Regions from separate parts of the Mus musculus genome. Here regions 1 and 3 are each linked to region 2. A link is a loop called in an ENCODE intact Hi-C map of the cell type or tissue named here. Cell type or tissue: gastrocnemius. All regions are shown on one strand. Links, peaks and the distances in the headings refer to the core of each region. The heading gives the core; the rest is flanking DNA. Region 1 holds the start of Col26a1 (collagen, type XXVI, alpha 1). Region 2 overlaps Col26a1 (collagen, type XXVI, alpha 1). Region 3 overlaps Col26a1 (collagen, type XXVI, alpha 1).

The links. A loop is a pair of places that touch in the nucleus more often than their neighbours do. Peaks named below come from ENCODE experiments on the same cell type or tissue, not always from the same donor. Only the 100,000 strongest peaks of a DNase experiment are listed, where the experiment ranks them.
Region 1: it touches region 2 in a loop (10-fold over the local background); 36 of 42 quality-filtered maps call a loop at or near these places.
Region 3: it touches region 2 in a loop (2.2-fold over the local background); 6 of 42 quality-filtered maps call a loop at or near these places.

What each region holds. Positions count from the first base shown.
Region 1 is chr5:136,877,524-136,885,045 of GRCm38, reverse strand. It overlaps Col26a1 (collagen, type XXVI, alpha 1), which reads left to right and starts at 1,831. Exons shown (of 13, transcript NM_001346699.1): 1 at 1,831-2,196. The coding sequence starts at 2,039. In gastrocnemius, for the core only: no CTCF peak of the experiment used is centred there; DNase peaks (open chromatin) are centred at 2,125, 2,758 and 3,472; H3K4me3 peaks cover 1,552 bases; H3K27ac peaks cover 1,285 bases.
Region 2 is chr5:136,787,855-136,795,376 of GRCm38, reverse strand. The region is part of intron 3 of Col26a1 (collagen, type XXVI, alpha 1); the gene reads left to right. Among named protein-coding and RNA genes, the nearest start is that of Gm30654, 35 kb to the left of the region's middle. In gastrocnemius, for the core only: no CTCF peak of the experiment used is centred there; a DNase peak (open chromatin) is centred at 4,352.
Region 3 is chr5:136,835,828-136,843,349 of GRCm38, reverse strand. It overlaps Col26a1 (collagen, type XXVI, alpha 1), which reads left to right. Exons shown (of 13, transcript NM_001346699.1): 3 at 6,599-6,696. Among named protein-coding and RNA genes, the nearest start is that of Gm30654, 13 kb to the right of the region's middle. In gastrocnemius, for the core only: a CTCF peak has its summit at 3,102 (motif pointing left); a DNase peak (open chromatin) is centred at 3,118.

The DNA.
Region 1 (7,522 bases), core at 2,051-4,550, 91 kb before region 2:
TGTGTGCACCCACTGCTCTCTTGGAGACAGGAGTAGATTGATGACGTCAAAGCATGAGCAGTAGAGGATTAAGGACACACACACACACACAGAGAGAGAGAGAGAGAGAGAGAGAGAGAGAGAGAGAGAGAGAGAGCGCTAGGGATCTGATCTACATCCTTGTATAAGCTGCGGACAGTCTACCACTGAGCCACGCCCCCAGCCCCTCACTGGGGGATTCTAGGCAGGGGCTCTACCACTGAGCCACGCCCCCAGCCCCTCACTGAGCATTTTGGGCAGGGGCTCTACCACCGAGCCACAGCCCAGCACTTTGCTGGGAGGATTCTGGACAAGAACTCTGAGCTACATTTTCAGGAATCTCCCCCGACCCTGCGCCCATCTGAGACTGGTTCTCACTATATGGTTTAGGCTGGATTCAAAGTCTTGTACCTATTGCTTGGGGCTGGAATTATAGTCTCCCACACCATCTGGCTTTAGGACTGTTGTTAGGAAAGAGTGAGCCACCCACTCTGTTGACTTGCTATCTGGTCTAATATAGTCCTATAGATACATAACTCACAGGTACCTTCTAGCATGGGTACCCCAATATATCACACTCAACTCTCTTTACCTTCTTCCCTAAATTGCCCATCCCTTCCCGAGAGTTCCTCCAATCCCAACTTAGTTCTTTTGTCTGTTACCAAGTCTTGTGATGTAGCCCAGGCTGACCAATACTCCTGCTTCCAACTTCCTAGAACTGGAATCGCAGATATGCACTGCCGTGCTCAGCCTGGCTCTGTTTTATTTTGTGGAATGTCCACCCTTCCCAAGTTCTCATGGGTCTCGGAGGCCGGGTTTACTCTTCACAGAGTAGATAGCCCCTTCATGGGATGCGCGTCTTAGACCTAGGACCTTTTTTCACACCCCCCATCCATGTCTCCCTCGGGCTCTGAAGGGTTTGGAGGACCCCCACTTTATGGGGAGGGGTGTTCAGCGCCTCCTCCCAAAGGAATCTGAAGTGTGCCTCATGGATACCGGCGACATTCAACAAATGGTTAGCTCACAGCCTCCTCTTCACCTGGATTTGAAAATACTCTTGTCTTCTAACCTTCCCTCCACACCGTGACTAACGAGAAAGACCAGAATATTCCACATTGCTGTCAACTGGCCTGTGCTGTGGGTGCTACTATCAGATGCAGAACCCCGTTTGTACTTTCTGGGTTACTGTTGTCACTATGAAGCTTAGGCTGGCCCCAAATTCACAATCAGCATGTGGAGCCTTGGGATTATAGGGGTCACTACCACACAAGCTAGGCTTAAGTGTGTGTGTGAGAGGGGGCTTATGCACACGCGTGTGCATGGGTAAATTGAGGCTAGAGAGTAACATAGGGTGTCCGGCTCTAGTCCTCTTGTTTTCTTACCTCCATTCAAGGTTTCCCTCACTGAACCTTGAGCCCGGTCAGAAGCCCCAGGGCTGGAGGCTCTAAGGATGGGGTTAAGTGTCATGGCAGGCTTTTTATATGGGTGTCAGGTTTCTGTAGCACACACTTTTACCACAGAACCTTGCTTAACTTTCCTTGAGTCCAAGATCTACCTCTGAAAAATGGAGATAGTGATATCTCACAGTGTCACGGTGTTTGATCAAAGACTGGGTACTGAGAGGGACCAAATCCTCCTCCACCTTGGTATGGAAAGTGCAAAATGTGTATAAGAGCCCACAATGTAAGATTTAGTGTTTGGAAACATGTGTGTCCCTGGGGGTACCCCCGGCTTGGTAGCCACCTCCTCAGTCCTGGACCGCTGAGGGTTAAAAAGAAAGACCCACGCCCCCTTCGACTGCGCAGAGCCCACCTCGCCGAATTTGAAAAGGCGGCCCTGGAGAGGCGTGGGCGCCCCCCCCCCCCAAGACGACTTCCACCTCCGACCCTGACTTCACGCCATCACCGGCTAGCTCCCTGCGCTCCAGCCTGGGGCAACAGGGTCAGTCCAGCGGTCTGGGGCACTCCTGATCGGCTCCCGGCTCCCGGGACCCTAGGTCCCCGCGGGAGAGCGGTGCAAAATGAAGCTGGTTTTGCTGTTACCATGGGCGTGCTGCTGCTTGTGCGGGTCGGCGCTGGCCACCGGCTTTCTCTACCCGTTCCCGGCAGCAGCCTTGCAGCAGCACGGCTACCCGGAGCAGGGCGCCGGCTCCCCCGGCAACGGCTACTCGAGTCGCCGGTGAGTAACGCCAGTGGCCGGGCCTGGGGGCACGATGGTTGGATCCCGGGACAGCGGGGGCTCGGAAGAGCCGTGACCGGGTACTAGTAACGCAGGACAGTGAGCCAGGGTCCCGGAGGGTTGGATCCAGCGACATCAGGGGCTGTGAAGAACATTGGCCCGGTGCTGGGGGACGCGGGATAGCGGACCAAGGACTGGACCACAGAAAAGGTGGTCGAATGTTAGGAAGCAGAGGCTCGACGGCGTGAGGGCCAGATCGTGGGACAACAGAGGATCCGAGGAGTTGAGGTCTGTTGGGTGTTGGGGTCGAAAGGCATCGAGTTTGAGGCGCCGCGGAGCTGGATCGTCGGGCAGTGGGGATTCTGAGGCGTAATGGCTAGGGGCTGGGGGCGCAGGAACTAGATCAAAGGACAGTGAGGACTCCGAGGAGTGGTGGCTGGATGTTGGGGTATTCAGGACACGGGGGCGTGAGAATTAGAGCCAGTGCGCGCTCCAAGGCGCAGTGACCCCCTGCTGAGTGCTCTGTGTTTGGGGACGCACCACAGAGACTAAGAGGCGAAGTGGTCCAGTGATTGGGAAGAAAGGACACGGGACTTGTACCACGAGGCCTGAGGGCACGGAGACCGAAAGCGAGATGGGGAACAGTGGGGTGGCCTCCGAGGCACAGTAGCCCAGTGCTAAGGACGCAGGCCTGGGGACTACGGACGCCTGGAACGCACGACCGTAGGAGCCTTGTGGTCGGGTGCAGGAGAGGGAATAGATATTGTGATCATTTGCTGGGACCCCGGGCCTAAAGAGTTCGGGGAGCCAACTTGTGTGAGAGGGGTTCTGGAAACCTGGGGCCTCAGACTTGGTGGTCTCCGGTCGCGCCCACCCGTCCTTTCCCTTTTTTTTTTTTTTTTGCCCTGTGCCCATCGGCCCTGGGCTTCGAATGGAGATGGCACCGACTTGCATCCGGGAGTCGTAGAGGGAGCTCCCGGGACTCACAAGACTCCGGGTTCAGTCCCCACGGAGTAGCCCGGCTCACCTGCGCGGCCTTGGCTTTGTGTTCTACAGTTCCCAGAGTTACCAGGCCATGAGTCCTTTCGGTCGCCTGGCGACACTGGAGAGCCCATTCCATTCGGCCTTTGGGGGTCGAGGCGGCCGAAGAAAGTTTGGCTGTCCAATTCACACTGGAACAGGGTACCCACCCCGATCCCACGGCTCCGCAGTGGGCTTGGTGGAGGCGCGGGGTCACTCAGCCCTCAGTGCCTGGACCTGTCCGTTGCTTCTCCATCTACCGCCAGGTGGCGCGCTATCCTCCTCCGATGGTTTAGCGCTGTCTCAATGGTTTTTGAATTCTCAAAGAAAAGGCAGCGCACCCAAATATATGTTACTGAGTTGTTTGCTAATCTTACCGAATTTAACTTTCCTATTTGACGACCTCTCCAATCCTCGCATCTGTACTAGCTCCACGCGGTGTATTTTGATCCTCACACCGCCACAGGATTAAGGAATTAAGTTACTATCTTACTGCTCTTGCATAGGACCTGAGTTTGGTTCCCAGCGTCCACTGCGTGGGTCTCCCAGAACGAACCCCCTTGCTCATATCTCCAGCGCCAGGCATCTGAGGCTCTCTTCTGGTCTCTGAGGGCGGGCACTGCGCTCACACGTGGGCACACACACACACACACACACACACGTACTTTAAAAAATAAAACTGCCGTTTGAATTGAGAGTCTCACTCTTTGAGTTCATTGTCAACACACAGGATTGACTGCCATCTTCGTTCTCCAAACTTGTTCTATCGTCGCTTTCTCACTGCCTCCCCCGTTATGGAAGCTAGGAAGTAGATCCCAGGTTCTATTATTGCCAGTTTGCCTGTGATTTTATTTTGTTGGGAAATAACTTTCTAAAAGCTTCTATTGGAAGAGAGCTACAAACACAAACACCCACAGCAGTGTGGACTGTGGACACTTCCATATGTGAAGATGAAAGCAAGCTTGGGAAGTTGTAGACCATTCTGTATAGTGTGAGCTGTGATTTCATTTTGGAACAAAACTGAACATGGGTGCTGGGGATTCAAACTTGGGTCCTCACACTTGTGCCGCAAGCTGCCTTACCCGTAGAGTCCTCTCTCCAGCTCCCTTGAAAACTTAAAATCTGGGATGGAGTTTCTCTAAGGTGCCTGGGCTGGTCTTACACTTGTGCATCACACGCTGGCCTCAGTCCGGTGACCCTTCTTCCTCAACTTCCAAAGTAGCTAAGGTTGCAGGCATGTACTGTTATGCCTGCCTTGGAAAGCAGTTTTTCTATGTGTTTATAATACTGTGTTTGAGCAGTTATTGAGTAGAGAGAGAGTCTTGGGACTAAGCCAGAGGACTACACACACAGACACACAGACACACAGACACACACAGACACACACACTTCCCCTAATCTCTAGATTTGCATCTCGGGATTCAGCCAAGTTTGGATAAGTAGATACCAGACTCAATGACCATGACCAGAAATGTTATCAGCGTTTGCAGCGAGGAGAGCAGAACGGTGCGTGCTGGGAGCCATGGAGCGTCATGCTTGGAAGATCCCTGACCTTTGCCAAGGTTTGCTGGTCGGGGTAGGAGAGGTGGTTCACAGGGAGCTGCAGTGCTGAGCTACTGTGCTTGCTGTACCAGGGGTTGGGAGGCTGAGACAGGAGGAGTCCTGGGACTTGCTGGCCAGCAAGGCTAGCTGAGCTATTGCGCTCCAGCTTCAGTGAGAGACCCAGTCTCAAAAAAGTCAAGTTGAGGGCCTTGACCTCTGCCCGCTCCCTGTGCACGCACACAAACACACCAAAACATGCGCACACACAAGTTCACGTGAAACTCGACTGCCTTCATTTTGTTTGGAGATATCTTCCAAAAGTTTCTATTAGAAGGATTCTCCAAACACACAGAGGGTTGCCTGCCAGTTTATCACTTTCATTCTGTTCGGAAATATCTTTTCAAAGTTCCTATTGGGAGAGATCTCCAAGCACCCACAAAAGTGTGGACTTTGTATGCTTCCATATGTGAAGATAGAAGTGAACAAGTCTCATACATTATAGAAGAGTACATACATACATACATGTATGGTGTGATGTCATTTATGGAACGAAGTGGTGCCACACAGCTTCCCCCACGACCCCTGTAGTCCAGGGATTGAACCCACTGCTTTGTACGTGTTAGGCAAGGGCCTTTTGAATTACTTTTATTAATAAAACTCTGTTAGCTAATTTGTATGTGTGTGAGTGTGCCATACGTATGTGTGCTGTGTGTGCATGTGTGTTTGGATGTGCATCCCTTTGCATACACATGTGACCAGAGGAGAATGTTCCAGATCTGTACCTCTCTGCCTATTCCTCCACAACACAATCTCTCATCTGAGCCCTCATGACCCAGATCATCTGGCTCTCTTTGATCATCTCTGTTAGAAACCCAGCATGGGTCTCTGTGTTGGAGTTACTTTGGGAAAACTACAAGAAAGCCCCTGATTTTTTTGAAGGCCATTTTTAAGTAGTCTTAGTGGTCTGTTGACGATCTCTCAGGATCCATGCTACCTGATATCGTCCCAATGAATGGCCTTGTTTAATCTCCCGGAACCTGTCTTCTGCTCCATATGATGAGGTTCCTGTGGAAACCACGGTGGGCATGAGATGCTGGCAGCAGAAGGGGATGCAGGGATTTGGGAGGTTGACAAATACTCATCTAGCCTCATTCATTTTTACATGTTCCAATTGTTTGTTTATGTGTGTACGCATGTCCACGTGTTGATATGTACGGGAGTTCACACGTATGTTCAAATGCCCCAATGAGCACACACATGTGGTGGACAGAGGACAATTTTGTGCATCCTTCCTGAGACACCATCTAGATTGGTTATAAGACGGTTTCTTACTGACCCGGACCTCACTGAGGAGGCTAGGCTGGCTGTCCAGCGAGTGCAAATCCTTATTTGACTCCCGGGCACAGGAACTTTGAGCATGTACTACCACACCTGGGTTCCTGTCCCCACAGGATCTGAGGATTATTGCTCTTGAAAGGCAGATACGTTACTGACTGAGTATCTCCCAGACCTCTCCTTTTTGCTTTTTGATACAGGGCCTCATATCATCCAGGCTAGCCTCGAAATCCCCAAGGATGATGCTCTGCTCCTGATCCTCCCGGGGTTGTGAGTGCTCATTTGCATACGTGGTGCATACATTGCGTGGGATTGAACCCAGGACCTCTCACACACCGGGCTAGTGTTCTACAACCTCGGCTACATCCCCAGGCCTCCCATCAGGAGAGTCAGACCTGCTGAGCTTTGTGCTCAGTCCTTCTCTGTCTGACAGAGCCACCTCTGCCTCTTGCTACTGACCATTGTCCCTAGTCCTACTTCAGGCTGGCCAGTCCCACCTGTGGGGGAGTGGCCAGGTAGGTGCTACATTCTCTCTCTCTCTCTCTCTCTCTCTCTCTCTCTCTCTCTCTCTCTCTCTGTCTCCCCTACCACTTGCTCCCTCACCTTTTCAAGACAAATGTAGCCCCGGCTGTCCTGGAAATTGCTCTGTAGAACTTGTCCTGGCTGCCTCCAGAGTGCTGGGATTAAAGGTGTGCACCACCACACCCAGCACAAGCTCTGAGCTCTTCTAAATCATAACTCCAGTGGTGCTGACTGCTGTCGGTGTTAGGGTTTCGGTGTCCAACCTGTCACAGAGAGAGTTAGGGCACAGGCTCCACAGGCGCCTCTCAGAGATGAGGAGGAGTCTTACTCAGGGAAGACCCCAGGTTACTCAGGGTGTTTGTTTCTGTTCTTGTAGGATTTCAGTTGTGGGACCAAGAAAGATGATGGCTTAGTGAGTTAAAGTGCTTGCCCAGCAAGCCCTTGGCCTTGAGTTCAAATCCCCAGCAGCCACATAAAAAGCTGTCTGTGACCCTGCACTCTACTGTGACCCTAGCACCCTGGCGGGTACAGACAACAGGCTGCTGGTGCTGGATTCCACACTCATATGTGCATGTACACACACGTGCACACACACACTCGCACACACACACACACACACACGCACATGCACACGCACGCGCACGCACACGCACACACACACACACACACACACACACACACACACACACACACGCGCACACACACACACCTCAATCACATCTTGACTCAATGTGCAAAGTTTTTGCCCATTTCCTGACTGTCCTCTGTGCAGATGGATGGAGTGAACACAGAACCTGAAACCATTCTGTGTCCCACTGGGAAACTGTCTGGCAGGCCTGTTTGGGTTCTGAACCTCAATGTGATGACAGGGCTGTATCCCCACTCTTCTCCCCACTATTGGCTCCTC
Region 2 (7,522 bases), core at 3,143-5,642:
TTGATTGATTGATTGATTATTTATTTATTTATTTATTGTAAGGATTGAATCTTGGGTTTCATGTATCACTGATCCACGCCCCCAGCCCCTCCCTGGGGGATTCTAGGCAGGGGCTCTACCACTGAGCCAAACTGTATCCCAGTTGTTGTTTTGTTTTTGTTTTTGTTTTTGTTTTTAAACAGAATCTCACTAAGTTGCCCAGATTGGCCTTGGATACATTCTTTAGGTCAAGTTTTTGACAACAGGACAGACTCAGTGGTAAAGTACTTGCTTAACACGCATGAGGTCCTAAATTCAATCCTAGACCACAAAATCCACCCATCCACCCACCTACACATTCACAACCCTCCCACCCACCTACCCATTCACAACCTTCCCACCCACCTACCCATTCACAACTCTCCCACCCACCTACCCATTCACAACTCTCCCACCCACCTACCCATTCACAACTCTCCCACCCAACTACCCATTCAGACACCCACTCACTCACCTACCCACCTACCCATCCATTCATCTATCCACCAACATACCCATCTACCCACCCACTCACCTATCCATCTACCCCCACCCCACCCCCACCCAATCCACCCACTGGTCCACCCACCTATCTGAAAGAAAGGAAATAATGACCCAGAGTCGTGTTCTACTGAAGAGAAACCTGCTGTCTGTCTCAGCAGCTAAGAGAAATCCTGGTCAGAGTCCTGAGAGGCAAGAACTTCATGTTCCAGAGAGACACCAAAATCAAATTGGCAGGAGGGAGAACCTGAGGCAAAGAGCTAAAGAGCATACATGGAGGGTGTTGACGATGATGTATAGGGCACCCCTCAGTGCTGCGGAATAGCAAAGAAATCATGAGTTCCAGAAGAAACCAGCCCAGCCCCACCTTCACATGGCTTCCCTGGGGAAGCAGTGTGAGAAACTGAGGGGATAGGATTGGGGCGGAGTTGGGAGGGCGGGTCAGCAAACGCCAGGACAGAGCTGCTGGCGGGGGTGGGGCGGTGGAGAGGCACAGGGGACAGGGCGGGCAGGGTCAGGAGGATCCCTCGGGCTCACTGCCTGACCTACTCCATCTAATTGGTGAACTCTGGACCAATGGAAAATTCTGTTTCAAAGGAGATGAATAGTGTTCCCGAGAATAATACATGTGGTTGTCCTCTGGCACACACGCACTTGCATGCACTTGCACGCGCGCGTGCGCGCACGCGCTGGCGCACTCACACGGGTGCAGAGAGACAGAGAGAGATTAAAAAGAAGGGACTGGAGAGATGGCTCAGCAGTTAGGAGAACTTGCTGCTTTTGCAGGGGATCCATGTTCTGTTCCCAGCACCCACATAGTGGTTCACAGCCCCTGCACCTCTGATTCCGGGGGTCTGACGCCCTCTTCCGGTCAATTTGGGCACTGCATACATGTGATATGCATACACTCTCGCAGGCAAAACACTCAAATACATTAAAAACTAATTTTAAAAGAGAAGAGAAAAAAGTAAAGAAACGAAAGTTTTTTAAAAAACTAAGACAAATACCTCTTTACATCTTATTACTTACTTATTTATTTATTTATTTATTTACTTACTTATTTACTTATTAAGTGTGTTTGTGTGTGTCTGCATGCCCTCACAGGCCATGGCAATCCTGTGAAACAGGACAACTTGTGGGAGCCAGTTCTCTCCTTTCAGCTTGAGGGTCCCAGGGATCACATTCTGCCTGTCAGCATTGGCAGCAAATGACTTTACCAATAGAGCCATCTCACCAGCACCAAATAAACTCATGGATGGGGGGAAAACAGGCCAAACAGCTAAGAGATGGACAGGCATTTGCCTGAAATGGCCTAGTCACCATAGGTGACATGCCAGACCCTAAGTCACCGGTGTAGGAAAGAGCTTCCTGCCCACCTTGCTCCAGTTCTTGTGGCTCTAAGAAGTTTGTGTGTACGTGTGCGCATGTGTGCACATGGGATGTGTGTGCATGTGTGCATGTGGGATGTGTGTGTGCATGTGTGTGCTCACATATGTGCATACGAGATGTGTGTGCGTGTGTACATGTGTACATGGGGAATGTGTGCGTGTGTGTACATACACTGGACCACACGTAGAAGTCAGTAACTTCCCCTCCTTCCATCTTGTTTGAAACAGTAAGCTGCCAGGCTGGCCTAAGACCTTCTGTGCCCAGCTTTTTCAGTGGGCTCGGGGAGTCCACTGAGGTCCACCCGCTTGCGAGGCAAGCAAACAAGAGGCCTCTCTCTTGACCTGTCTCCTACCCTGGAAGCCAAAACTCCTGACTTGTTCATCCATCCATCCTTTTGACCAATCTTCCAGGCTGGAGAAGATCATGGCTCCCATTAGAGGTCAAAGTCTCTAGATGAAAGTGCATTTCCCCCCCGCAGTCTTTGGGACAGATACCTCAGTCCTCCGTGATGGGGCCCTCAAAGTGCTGCCTCTGGTCTCCCTGCTGATTCTGCTGTGAGCGGCCGGCGGCCTCTGTCTCCTGCATATTGCGAGCACATGTGCTTACACACACAGGCCTATTCACAGTACGCCAGTGCTGAAAACCACATTAAAAATGAAAATCTGAGGAGAGGGAGGCACTCTGTAACATGCTTTATTTTATTTTCGTTCAGACCTGGAAAGAAACTCGCCTTGGCTGCTAATCAAAGAGGTGATGGGAGCCTCTTAGCAGAGACCAAAGCGTCCCTGCCTGTCTCTTGGGACAGTGGCTCTGGCTTGAAGCAGTTGAGAGAGGCTCCCCCAGACCATGGCTGGTCTATCAGCTGGACTTTTTCGTGTCGGCCTGGGTTCTCCTTCCATGGGACATGAGATCCCTTCCCTCTGCTCTCCCAGCCCATGTTCCAGAATGCAGAAATGGATTCTGGGCTAGGGGTGGGGTTGGGGGTGACCAGACGGACCTCCATTTACTTCTGGAAATGCAAACCCTTTTCAATCACTAGGACCTCATGGAAAGAGTGTATTTAAAGACCTTGGCCCAGGGGGCTGGTGAGACAGCTCAGGGGGTAAAAGTGCTTGCTTACAAGCATGAGGACCTGGGTTCGGATCCCGCATAACAAGTCAGGCATGATTCCTGGGATGCCTTTAACTCGAAGACTGTGGAGGATGGCTGGAGCTTGTAGGTTGCTATCCTGGCTGAAAACACAAGTATCCGGGTTCAGGGAGAGCCTCTGACCTGAATAATAAAGCCGAGAGAGAGAGAGAGAGAGAGAGAGAGAGAGAGAGAGGAGGGAACATGGCATTCTTCCTAGGGCTCCATGTGCATGTGTGTGTATGTATATACACCACACACACACACATATGTGCGCATGCGCGCACACGCACGCGCACGTGCATATACCCCTACCCCACAGGCATGGCAGTGTGTGCTGTAATTTGAGCACTGAGGAGGCAGAGACAGGCAGGTCCCCTGGACTTACTGGCCGGAAGCGTAGTCTACTTAGTGAGTTTTGGTTCAGTATGAGATCGTGTCTCTAAATAATTACAGTGTCTGAAAAAGATGACAGCCGAGGTTGTCCTCTAGCTTCTGTGTGCCTGCCACGTGCGCGCGCACACACACACAAGCACACATATGCACACACAAAAAAATAAGATATTAGGTGAGGAGGTGGACAGTGATTCCAAGTCCCACGGTGGTAGGATGGGAAGGTGTTCTGGCTGACTCCAGATCTGTACTGTAGAATTTGTACCAGACCTCTGAAGAGCCTCAGTTAGACAGACAATGGTCACAACACACTAAGATTTGTGCCCCTGCATCCTGGCCCTCCCAATGTCCAGCATCCTTCCTGTGTGCTCCATAGTCCCTTCACCCCACACACATTGAGAAGCTAAGCTCTGAGTTGTGGCTGTAGCTCAATTTGGAGAGGGCTTGTCTAGCCTAGATTTCATCCCCAGCACCACATACTGGCACATATAGACACATGTCCGTAATCCCAGCACATGTGAGGTGTATCCAAGAGGGTCAGGAATTCAAGATACATAATGAGTTCAAGGCCAGCCTGGCCTACATAAGAACCTGTCCCAACAAAACAAAACAAACAAGCGACTCCCCTTTAGCTCCCTAGAAACACTTCTAATTCTTGCTTGATGACAAGCACCCCATTTAACTAACCCATTGGCTACTGAATCGCAAATCTCAAAGCCCTGCCTAGTTTTTTGCTGCTATTGTTTTTTGTCCGTTGCTAGCCTGTTGTTCTGCTGTCTGTGGGGCGCCTTTGAGCCACCTCAGCTGCACTAGTTGTCACCCCATCAAGAGTAAGCTGTCTAGCTCCACTCTGCTTGGCTACAAGCCAAACAGCAACTATTGGCGAACACAGATGTCTTTGTGCAAAGCCGGCAAAGACAACCTCTCATGGAGGTGCGTGGCTGCCACCTGCTGGACGGATGTGGTACTGACCATAGGAATTCATGGGACCTGGCTGGGATTGTACAGGTTCAGCGCCTGGGTTCAGTAACCTTGGACCTGCTCATATCTTCTCTTCCAATGACCCGGAGCTATTGCTCGCTCACCAGGGGCATGTGAACATGGCAGATAGGCATGTAGAGTACTTTAGAGACAGAACCCCTCCTGTAGAGATGGCTCTGTGGTTCAGCTGATGGAGTGCTTTCCTATAGCTCAGGAGGCCCTAGATTCCGTCCAGCACCGTGGTGCATACCCTAATTCCTGTACTGGGGATGGGGGAGGCAAGAGGATCAGGAAATTAAAGTGGGCCTTGGCCACATAGGGGGTTCAAGATCAGTTTGACCTAACTGTAAGATTCTTTTTAAAAACAACAGCAAAAAAAAAAAAAACAAAAAACAAAAACAAACAAACAAACTCAAACTTCAGTTCCAACAGAGTGCATTCTTTCTTTTAAGAACAATCAATTTCTCACCTATAAAATGGGAATACTGATAACACTGGTAATACCTTCCTTGTAGGGATGTGGTGAAGTTTATCTGGTGAATATTTGTTAACTGCTTAAAACAGGATCCAGGGTATAGCCTGGTGGATGCTCACTTGCCTAGTAGATGCTCAGCTAGCCCTGGATCCCACCAATTGTATTGTCATGCATGCACACCTAACAGTATATATTAATGTTAATGCAATTCAAACGGTAATTATTATCAAATATATTTCATATATTGATGTGATGTGTAAAGAGAAGACAGAAGATACATACATAGTGAACAGAGACATAGATATAGCTAATAAACATGGTAGGTAGATCTGTAGACTGAAAATAGATAATAGATAAATGATAGATAGAAAGACAGACAGATGATAGATAGACAGTGATAGATAGATAGATAGATAGATAGATAGATAGATAGATAGATAGATAGACACGTGACACATGATCGCTAGGGCCTGACCATCCCACCCTGCCTCTTATGAATGGCTTTCCCTTGTAGCTCTGAAAGTTTTTCATCACAAGCTGGGTGGCACCCCTCCATTCTGCCTCCAGGCTGCCCCTCCTAAGGCAAAAATCTTACAGCGGCTGCCTTAGGCCCTCAGGTGCCCTTTTGTTTGTGGGGATGTTGTGTTTTAAGACTGCTACCATGTAGCTGAGGTTAGTCCTCCAGACTCAGCCTCTCAAATGCTGGCATCACAAGCATGCACCACCATGCCTCGCTTTAATGCCTTCTGATGCCTCTGAGCTGTGAACCCGTCATCTGCAGGGACAGAGCCTCGTTTGGCTCTGAATTTCCAGGACCTAGTTTAACTCTGATCTCAGAAGGGAGGTTGAATAATACAACATGGAGACAGGCCTGGGTTCCATCCATTGCTTGTGATGCCCATGTCTCTGTATGTGTTTGCACTATACCTACATCTACATCTATTTGTGGCTGTCTGTAAGGTGCTAGCTATGTAAGCATGAGGATTGGAATTTGATATTCAGAACTCACATGATGGTTATGGCTCTGTGCACTTTGTAAATCCAATGCTGGGGGCCGGGTGGGGGCATGGAGAGACAGGTGGATCCCTGGGGCTTATTGGCCAACCAGCCTAGTAATTGCTCTGCCTCAGATCCCAGTGAGAGAGAAACCTGATTTCAAGAAAACAGGGTAGACAGTTCTGGAGGAAAGACACACACACACACATACACACAAACACACATGCATACACTACATGCATATATATATACTCATATGCACATATACACACAAAGGCCTGACATAAACTGACCACCACAGAGAGCATTGTTGTCTTCTGTCACTGAGTTAATGAGATTTCATCTCAAAAACAAAACAAAACAAAACAAAAAAAACTCTAAAGCGTGCATAACAACCTGGTGTGCAGCACATTTGCAGCTCAGGACACTGGCCTTTGAGGTTAAGTTGCTTGGGTTCCCTTAGCCAGGAAAGGGGTTCTATCTGGGTTCTAGCCGAAGATGGCTGAGTGCAGAGGTTAGGTTGGCCCATGTCCTGGATGCCTTCCTGGGGGTGGGGTGGGGGACACTGGAAAGCATGCTGGTCTCTGGGGGTTATTAGTCCCTGCTCTCCTATCCCTCAGAGGACTAGAGGACTGGACACCAAGAGTCCTGCGCTTCAGTTCCATTTCTGTTGATGTGACAAAACACTAGGGAAGGAGAGGGTTTGCTTGGGCCCTAGAGGTCACAGTCCATCACTGAAGGAAGTTCGGGCAGGCATTCAGGCAGGAGCTAGAAGCTGAAATCATGGAGAATGCTGCTTACTGGCTCACTCACAGGCTCATGCTTAGATAACGTTCTAATACAGGACCACTTGCCCAGGGAATGGAGCTGCCCATAGTGGGCTGGGCCCTCATATCAATTAATAGTCAAGACAACCGCATACAGATATATCCGCACAGACCAATCTGATCAGGGCAAGTCCTCAATTGAGACTCCCTTGTCAACATGTCTATGAGGTGTCATGTTGACAGGTAAAGCTAAGATGACAGGTGTGCCATCAGCAGACCGGGCCCAGACCGGGCCCAAGCTCCAGCTCTGCCCCTGGCTTCTGCATGTCACAGGAGGGTCGCTAACCTCTCCAGACAGCTTCATCGTGCTACCATCTGCCTTTGGGGAGTGGAGATTTTGTAAATTGACTCCAAAGACAAGGTGTCCTTCTGAAGTAGTCTGGGGTGAAGCGTCTATGGAAAGTCTAAGAAGCTTGGTGGTTGTCCCTTCGACAGGAAATGAAAGCCCGGAATTGAATGGCTAAATTTCAAGTGAGAAAGGACACTGTTTTAGAACAAATATGGGTGCCTTCAAACACCCATAATTGTAAACTGGAAATGGCCATATTTGAAGTCAGAATCAGTGTCATTTAAACCGGAAGTGTGGTAGCTTCACATCAAATTCTGTTCCTTCTGCGATGTATCTTTCTCTGTCGTCTCTGACGTAGAGCTCGTACACACAAAAACAAAATGCCTAGGAAATTCCATTTGGATGGCTTTCCTTCCTGCCTAGCTAAAGGAGAAAGCTGGTTGTGTTTCTCTGGAATTGTTGGGGAAATGTATTAGTTGAAGACTCTAAAAAGAGATGGCCGTTCTGTCGCCAGTTTGGAATGCT
Region 3 (7,522 bases), core at 1,991-4,490, 49 kb before region 2:
CAGGCAGGTTCTGGTCCTAATCATTTCAAGCACTCTACCCACTGATCTCTCTCTCTCTCTCTCTCTCTCTCTCTCTCTCTCTTTCTCTCTCTCTCTAGCCCTCATCTGATTTCATTGTTGTTTTTGAGACAGGCTCTCACTAGGAAGCCCAGGCTAATGTCAAACTCACAATTCTCTTGCCTAAGTTGTCTGTGGCTGCCCCTGGGGAATGCTAGAGGCCAAACACAACCCTCCTCCCGGAGGACTGCAGTGGGACCTCCCCTCCCTCCCTCCCTGCTGGTCCTCTGCTGCTCCTCAGGAGCTAATCTCCTTCCTCTGAGCAGTGCCTCCTTGTTTCCTGCGGAGGCTTTGCTACCTCCCAGCCTGTTCCTCTTCACCGAGGTCTCTGATGAGGCATCGGAGAACCAGGCAAGCAAGGGGGCTGGAAAGATGACCTGGCCAGTGAGAGAGGGATGCAAGACTCGTAGGATGAGGTCTTAGGATGAGCCAGTGGCTCCCAGACTGTGGCAGTACCCAGGCTCCCATTAAGAGACCTCACGTTACTACAGGGAGATGTCCTTTGAAGGCCAGAGGGTTATGGCCTCTACGCATCTATTTCCAGTAATTGAGTATCTCACCCCCATAGGAATACCTTTTGCAAATCTCTTTCTTTTAAAAATGTATTTATTCACTTATTTATTTAGTGTGTGTGTGTCCACATGTGTGCGTGCACCATGGCACACATGTGGCCGCCTCAAGACAACTTTCAGGAGTCAGGGCTCTCCTTCCACCTTGTAGGTAGGTCCTGGGGATTGAACTTGGGTGGTCAGTCTTGGCAGCAGGCACCTTTCCCAGCTGAGCCATCTTGCCAGTCCTTCTAATCTCCTTTGAAGCAACCTGCTTTTGGGCACACCTTGGACATTTCTGCAGACTTTCAGGATAGTCACTGAGAAGCTGTGGGTCTGTAGCAGGTCCCCCTCTGAGTTCTCTGCATGCCACATAATTGTGATTTTGACCATTTCTTTGGAGGACCTGTATGTCCTTGAAGGGCATGTTAGTGTCTTAGCTAGGGGTTCTCTTCTGTGAGAAAATATGAATGTAGTCTACCATCCATGTAAGTAAGACAGGAATTCATGACAGGGACCTGTAGGGAGGAGCTGACAGAGAGACCGTGGCAGAGTGCTGTTTAGCATCTGGCTGCCCATGGCTTGCTCAGCCTCCTTTCTTACAGCACCCAGCTAGGACTGCTCAGGGTCCAAGTCCACTGTGGAGGTCAGAGGAGGACGTCGAGTGTCCTCTTCTGTTACTTTTATCCATTTCCTTTAAGACAGGATCTCTAATTAAACCTGAGCTAGGCTGGCAGCCATCAGATCCCAGCAGTCCCCCACCTGGACATACCACAGCGCTGCAGTCCCCCTCCTGGACATACCGCAGCGCTGCAGTGCCCCTCCTGGACATACCACAGTGCTGAGGTTACAGTTCAGGCAGCCAGGTCCAGGCTTCATTTTTGAATGCTGGGGATTTGAACTCCAGTCTTCATGCCTGCACAGCAAACACTCTTACTCACTGAGCCACCTCCCAAGACTCCAGCAAAGAGCTTTGATACATCGCTTGGCAGACAAGAGCACACTCACTGGCCCCATTGGAGGCTTGAGTCTGTCAAGTGTATGCTGCTTTGAGTCTGACCTCCCTCTCCTCTGAGTGTCCGTTTTTCTCATTAAGTGAGGTCGTTTGTCCCTGCTGGGTCCCTGCTGGGTCCCAGTTAGCAGCCCTGATTCCCTTCCACACCTTTCCTTCCTTCCTGTCTGGCCTCGGGTGGAGATCTCTCATGAGGCAGGTCCCCTCCCTGGGAGAAGTACTCACCACTGAACTCAATGACCTGTGTCTGATCTCTGGGACCCACATGGTAGAAGGAGAGGACTGACTCCCACAAGTTGTCTTGTGACCTGCACACCTAAACATGTACACTAATGACGCCCAAAGCTGGGGCTGGAGAGATGGCTCAGAGGTTAAGAGGACTCACTGACTGCTCTTCTGAAGGTCCTGAGTTCAAATCCCAGCAACCACATGGTGGCTCACAACCATCTGTAACAAGATCTGATGCCCTCATCTGGAGTGTCTGGAAACAGCTATAGTGTGTACTTACATATAATAAATAAATAAATCTAAAACAAAAAAATAACGCACAAAGCTGGGGTAGAGTTAGCTTCATCACGCCACCTGGTATTGGCTGCTCACTCTTGTGTGCCTGCCTTGTCTAGCATTTTTTTTCCCTTTGTCCAGTGTGCTGAACAGTTTTCTCCCAAGTTGACAAGAGCTAAAGTCTCCATAAGACCCAGATGTAAGACGTTTTCTCAATTAGTGATTGATGGGAGAGGGCCCGGCCCATGGTGAGCAGTACCATCCCTTGGCTGGTGGTTCTGGGTTCTATAAGAAAGCAGACTGAGCAAACCACAGAGAGCAAACCAGTAAGCGGCACCCCTCCATGGCCTCTGCATCAGCTCCTGCCTCTAGGTTCCTGTTCTGTTTGAGTTCCTGTCCTGACTTCCTTCAGTCAATAGAAACCCTAAGCAGGAAAGCCAGAGTCTTACTACATAGCCCTACTTGACCTATAGACCACATAGACCAGACTGGCCTTGAATTCTCAGAGCTCTACCTGCTTCTGCCTTCTGAGACGCTGCATTCAGACTCTGTAAAGGCTTCTGCCTCCCAAGAGGCTGGGGTTAGAAGTGTACACTTCCATGCCCGCCTCCTTGTTCATGCTAACAATCCCCTTGCTTGCACAAAGCAGACGGTTGGGAATGTTTTGCTGAGCGTGTGAATAACTTATAACCAAGCTCTCTTACAAGATGTGTAGGAGGGGAAGAGGAGGGAGCTTGTCAACTCTGCCCAGGGGACAGAGGGAACATTTGAGTTTCACTGTGAAGGGTCATTGAGAAGAAGAAGGAAGGGTATATAGGGAGGGGAACTTTTGTGTGCACAACCAGGTTTGACAGAGGAGGATGAAGCACCCCTAGGCTCCGTCTTAGGGAGGGAGATAGCTCACAAATTCATACTGAAGCCCTCTGGATATCCAGGAGACTAAGTTGCCCTTCAAACGTAGCATTGGTCGGCCAGGCTGGCGAAACAGCGCCACCCACTGGTGGAGTCTGTGCTTGTCGTTGGCGCAGGCTAGGAGCTTTGCAGAGTCGGAATGATGGCACCAGTCAGCAGAGTGGTCCATAGTGAGCCAGAGGAGAGCTGTACTGGAGGATCAAGCTCTCCTCCTGCAGTTCAGGAACCTGAAAGCAGCAGCCTCAGGAAGCTCCTGGAAGGAAAAGTGCTCTCAGGCATGAGATGGCCAGGGCAGACTGACTGGACCCTGGAGCGATTCCACAGTGCCACGGACATCCAGCAGTGGGGCTGTTAAAGTTGCTAAACAAACTTCTGCCTCAGTTTCTTCATATGCAAGCTTGGAATGATCATGGCCTCTTGACTTGCTCTACATGAACATATATAAACCACTCAATTCACCGTATTAGGGCCAGCAAGACGGCTCAGCAGAAAAAGGTGCTTGCAGCCAAGCCTGAGGACCCAAGTTTGATTCCTGGGACACACACAGTGGAAGGAGAGAGCAGACCCCTGAAAGTTGTCCCTCCGTGATCTCTACAGGTGTGCTGTGGCACGTGCTGAGCGCTCTCCACACAATAATAATAAAAAGGTGGTTTTAAATGTTCTGTTTTGGGGTAATAATTGTTTTTGTGTACATGTGCACTTTTTAAAAATTTAAAGATTTTAAAATGGTCTTTAATGAAGGGAAATCTCTGTGTGGGAGTATGTGCACACTAGCTCAGGTGCCTCTGTAGGCCAGAGGCACTGAGTCCCCAGAGTGGGAGTTACAGGCAGCTGTGAGCTGCCCAATGTGGGTGCTTGGAGTTAAACTCAGGTCTTCTGGAAGAGCCGGTCATAGTTTTAATGTTTGCGCATCTCTGCAGTCCCTTACTTATTTTATTCTCTGTGTGTGTGTGTGTGAGTGTGTTGCTTGCGTGTGTATATGTGCACCATGTATGTAACCACCTCAGAGCTCCTAAGAGGGATGTCTGTGCCCTGGAACTGGCCTTCTAGATGGTTGTGAGTAGGTTGCTTGGAAACGGACCTGGGCCCTCTGCAAGAACAGTAGGTGCTCTTAACCACTGAGCCATCTCTTTGGTTCTCTTACTGGCCTGGAACTCAGCGAGTAGGCTAGACTGGCTGGCCAGTGACCCTCAGGGGTTCTCCTATCTCCACCTCCTCCGGGCTGGGGTTACAAGTGCTTGCCACCACAGCTGGCATTGTCACACGATTGACGAGGATCAGAACTCGGGACTTCAGGCCTGACCAGCAATCGTGTGACCAGCTAAGCCGTCTCTCCAGCATCATCACTTAAAATGTGGACTGTAGTACCTCTCAGTGGCCAAAGGCTGGGAGAGAGAGGGGCAGTGTGTAGAGGGAACTGTCCCACCCCAGGTAGAGCAGGGGACATGTAGCTAAACGGTGGAGACCATCTCTGGCTCGCGGAATGCTCACGAGGCACATCTTGGAGGAGACCTTCAAGAGTTCCCACAAGCAGAGCCTATTCCTGAAGTCCCATTTTAGAAATGGCTGTGATTTGTGGGTTTTCCTGTCAACAGGGAAGCTTCAGATGCTGCCACCAATTAACTCCTCATTTCTCCATTCGCCCATTAAATCACCCCATGACAGTGGATTTAAATGTTTGTGAAGCCAAGCCGCCTTGTGTGGAAGGGGGATTGGTACAGACACGTTAAAGCAGAAAGCTGGAGTAACACACAGGAGCCGGGGCTTGCGATCTTGACCATATAGGTTTTGTTTTGGTTGGTTGTTTGTTCTTTTTGTTTGTTTTGGGGGGTATTTTATTTGTTTGAGACAGGGTCCCAGTATGAATAGCTTAGACTGGTCTCAAACATGAGGTCCTCAAACTTCAGTCGCCCCAACTGCTAGATTCACAGATGTGCACCATAACACTGGGCTTCATTTCATTTCTCTTCTTTTCTTTTCTTTTCTTTTCTTTTCTTTTCTTTTCTTTTCTTTTCTTTTCTTTTCTTTTCTTTTCTTTTCTTTTCTTTTTTCTCTTTTTCTCCTCCTTTCTTTCTTTCTTTCTTTCTTTCTTTCTTTCTTTCTTTCTTTCTTTCTTTCTTTCTTTCTTTCTTTCTTTCTTTCTTTCTTTTCGAGACAGGGTTTCTCTGTGTAGTCCTGGAACTCACTTTGTAGACCAGGCTGGCCTTGAACTCAGAAATCTGCCTGCCTCTGCCTCCCAAGTGCTGGGATTAAAGGTGTGCGCCACCACACCCGGCTTGATTTCACTTTTTAACCTTTCTCTGTGTGTGTGTGCACGAGCATACGCACATACACAGTGCACAAGTAGAAGTCAGAGGCTTTGGGAACTTGCTCTCTCCGCCCACCGTGTGAGTCTGGGGCAATCAGACTCAGGTCACCCATTTACCCATCATTCCATTACACCAGCCCTTTAACCTCCCTTTTGAGACTCAGCCTGGAGCTCACCGACTTGGCCAGGCTGACTGACCAGCAAGCCCTAGGGAGTCTCCTGTCCCCACCTCCCGAGGGCTGGGATAATGAGCGCACATCCCCACACCTGGCATTTTAATGTGTGTTCTGCATTTCAAACTCACATCTGGTACACACAAGGCAAGCACTGTACCGACCGCACTGTCCCCTCAGCCCTGCTCTAAACCTTCTTGATGTGCCTGGTTAGAAACATTTTAACTGAGGAAGGATTCTAATGTGGCTGTCTGAATTTTAATCAAAACGCATTTGCTGAGGGTGAGCACCGTTCTGATCACAGTGCAACCCCAGTCTTGCTTACTCAAGACTGTGAGACACTTCTCCACAGCAGCTGGGTGTACTTACAAAGCTAGAGAAAGACAGGGGTGAGCAGGGTCAGGTGGTACGTGCCCGGGTGAGCAATCCAGATACTCAGAGGCAGAAGCCAGAAGATTGCGTGGTCAGGCCTACCCAGGACAGTACAGACTATGTTTGAGATCAGCCAAGTCAACTTAAAACCCTGTCTTACAAAGAGGGCTGAAGGTGTTCGGTGGGAAAATGCCTACCTAGAATACCCAGTGAGGGGCTGGGGGCGTGGCTCAGTCATAGAGCCCCTGCCTAGAATCCCCCAGTGAGAAGCTGGGGGCGTGGCTCAGTGGTAGAGCATCTGCCTAGAATCCCCCAGGGAGGGGCTGGGGGCGTGGCTTAGTGGTAGAGCCCCTGCCTAGAATCCCCCAGGGAGGGGCTGGGGGCGTGGCTCAGTGGTAAAATGCTTGCCTAGAATCCCCCAGTGAAGTGCTGTGGGGAGGGCATGTCTTTGTAGTATAGTACCTGCTTGGCATCCTCTAGTGAGGGGTTAAGAGAAGTAAGAAGAGTCTAGAAGGACCCTGATTCCTGTCTGGGTCTCCTGGGCTGGTGATTTGTCTCTAACCACAGAGCCAGTGAGCACAAAGCTGAGGTGACAGGTCAGCTGTCCTGCTGTCCTCCCAAACTCTAAGTAGGCCGGGTACCTTCAGCAGCCAGTCGGGGTGGATGGGCAGGAGTGCATGCCCCACTGACCGCGTCCTTGTGTTAGTTACAGGACTCTCATTAGACCGACCTACCGGGTTTCCTACCGCACGGTGACTGCGCTGGAGTGGAGGTGTTGCCCAGGATTCACCGGAAGCAACTGCGAGGAAGGTAAGTAGGAGCTGGAACGCTAGCCATCGAGGCTGTAAGGGCTATGGGTGTTTCTGTCCTCACCCGCCGTGTGCCCTGGGTCCGCTGGTTCCCTTTCTGCTCTACGTGCTTTGAGAACTGGAGTTCTTTACTCTTCTGACGATCCCTGAGCCCGGTACTCTGGGCAAAGCGGTTCACCATGCTTGTGGCCAGTCTGGGTTCCTATTTACACTGGCTGGATGGGAAGTGGGGGAGCCTCAGCAGCTCTGATCTCGGAGAGGGAATTTGATTTACAGCCTGTTTCTCCTTCTGGCTCCGACACATTCAGAACTGGAACAGGTATTACTAGCAGTTTGTGGCTAAGGGAATGCAGATGAGGGTTTAATCTGGTACAAACAGGCAGACACCAGGATGCCGAGCTGTATCTCGCTCCCCTCAGATTCATTATATAAAAACATATACCTTTTGTTTATGTGTAGGTGGGTACACATGAATTTGTGCATATGTGGAGATCAGAGGTTGGCACTGGAGCCGTCCACCTCGTTCTTTTGAGACAAGGTCTCTCACTGAGACCTGGGGCCCGCTGATTAAGGTAGGCTGTAGGCTGGCTGGTTGGACAGTGAGGTACAGGAATCCCCCTGCCTCCAACTCCCCAGTGTACACAACACACCCAGGTTAGTGATACTTGGGTCAAGACCTTACCACATGACCCTCTAGACCCTCAAATGCATTTTCAATGTTTTATATTTATAAGTATATCTGTGCACTGTCCTATTATAAGTCAAAAGCACCTATTCATATTCAGTGTTAAAGCATAGAAACACCTGGAATGACATATTTCAAAGTA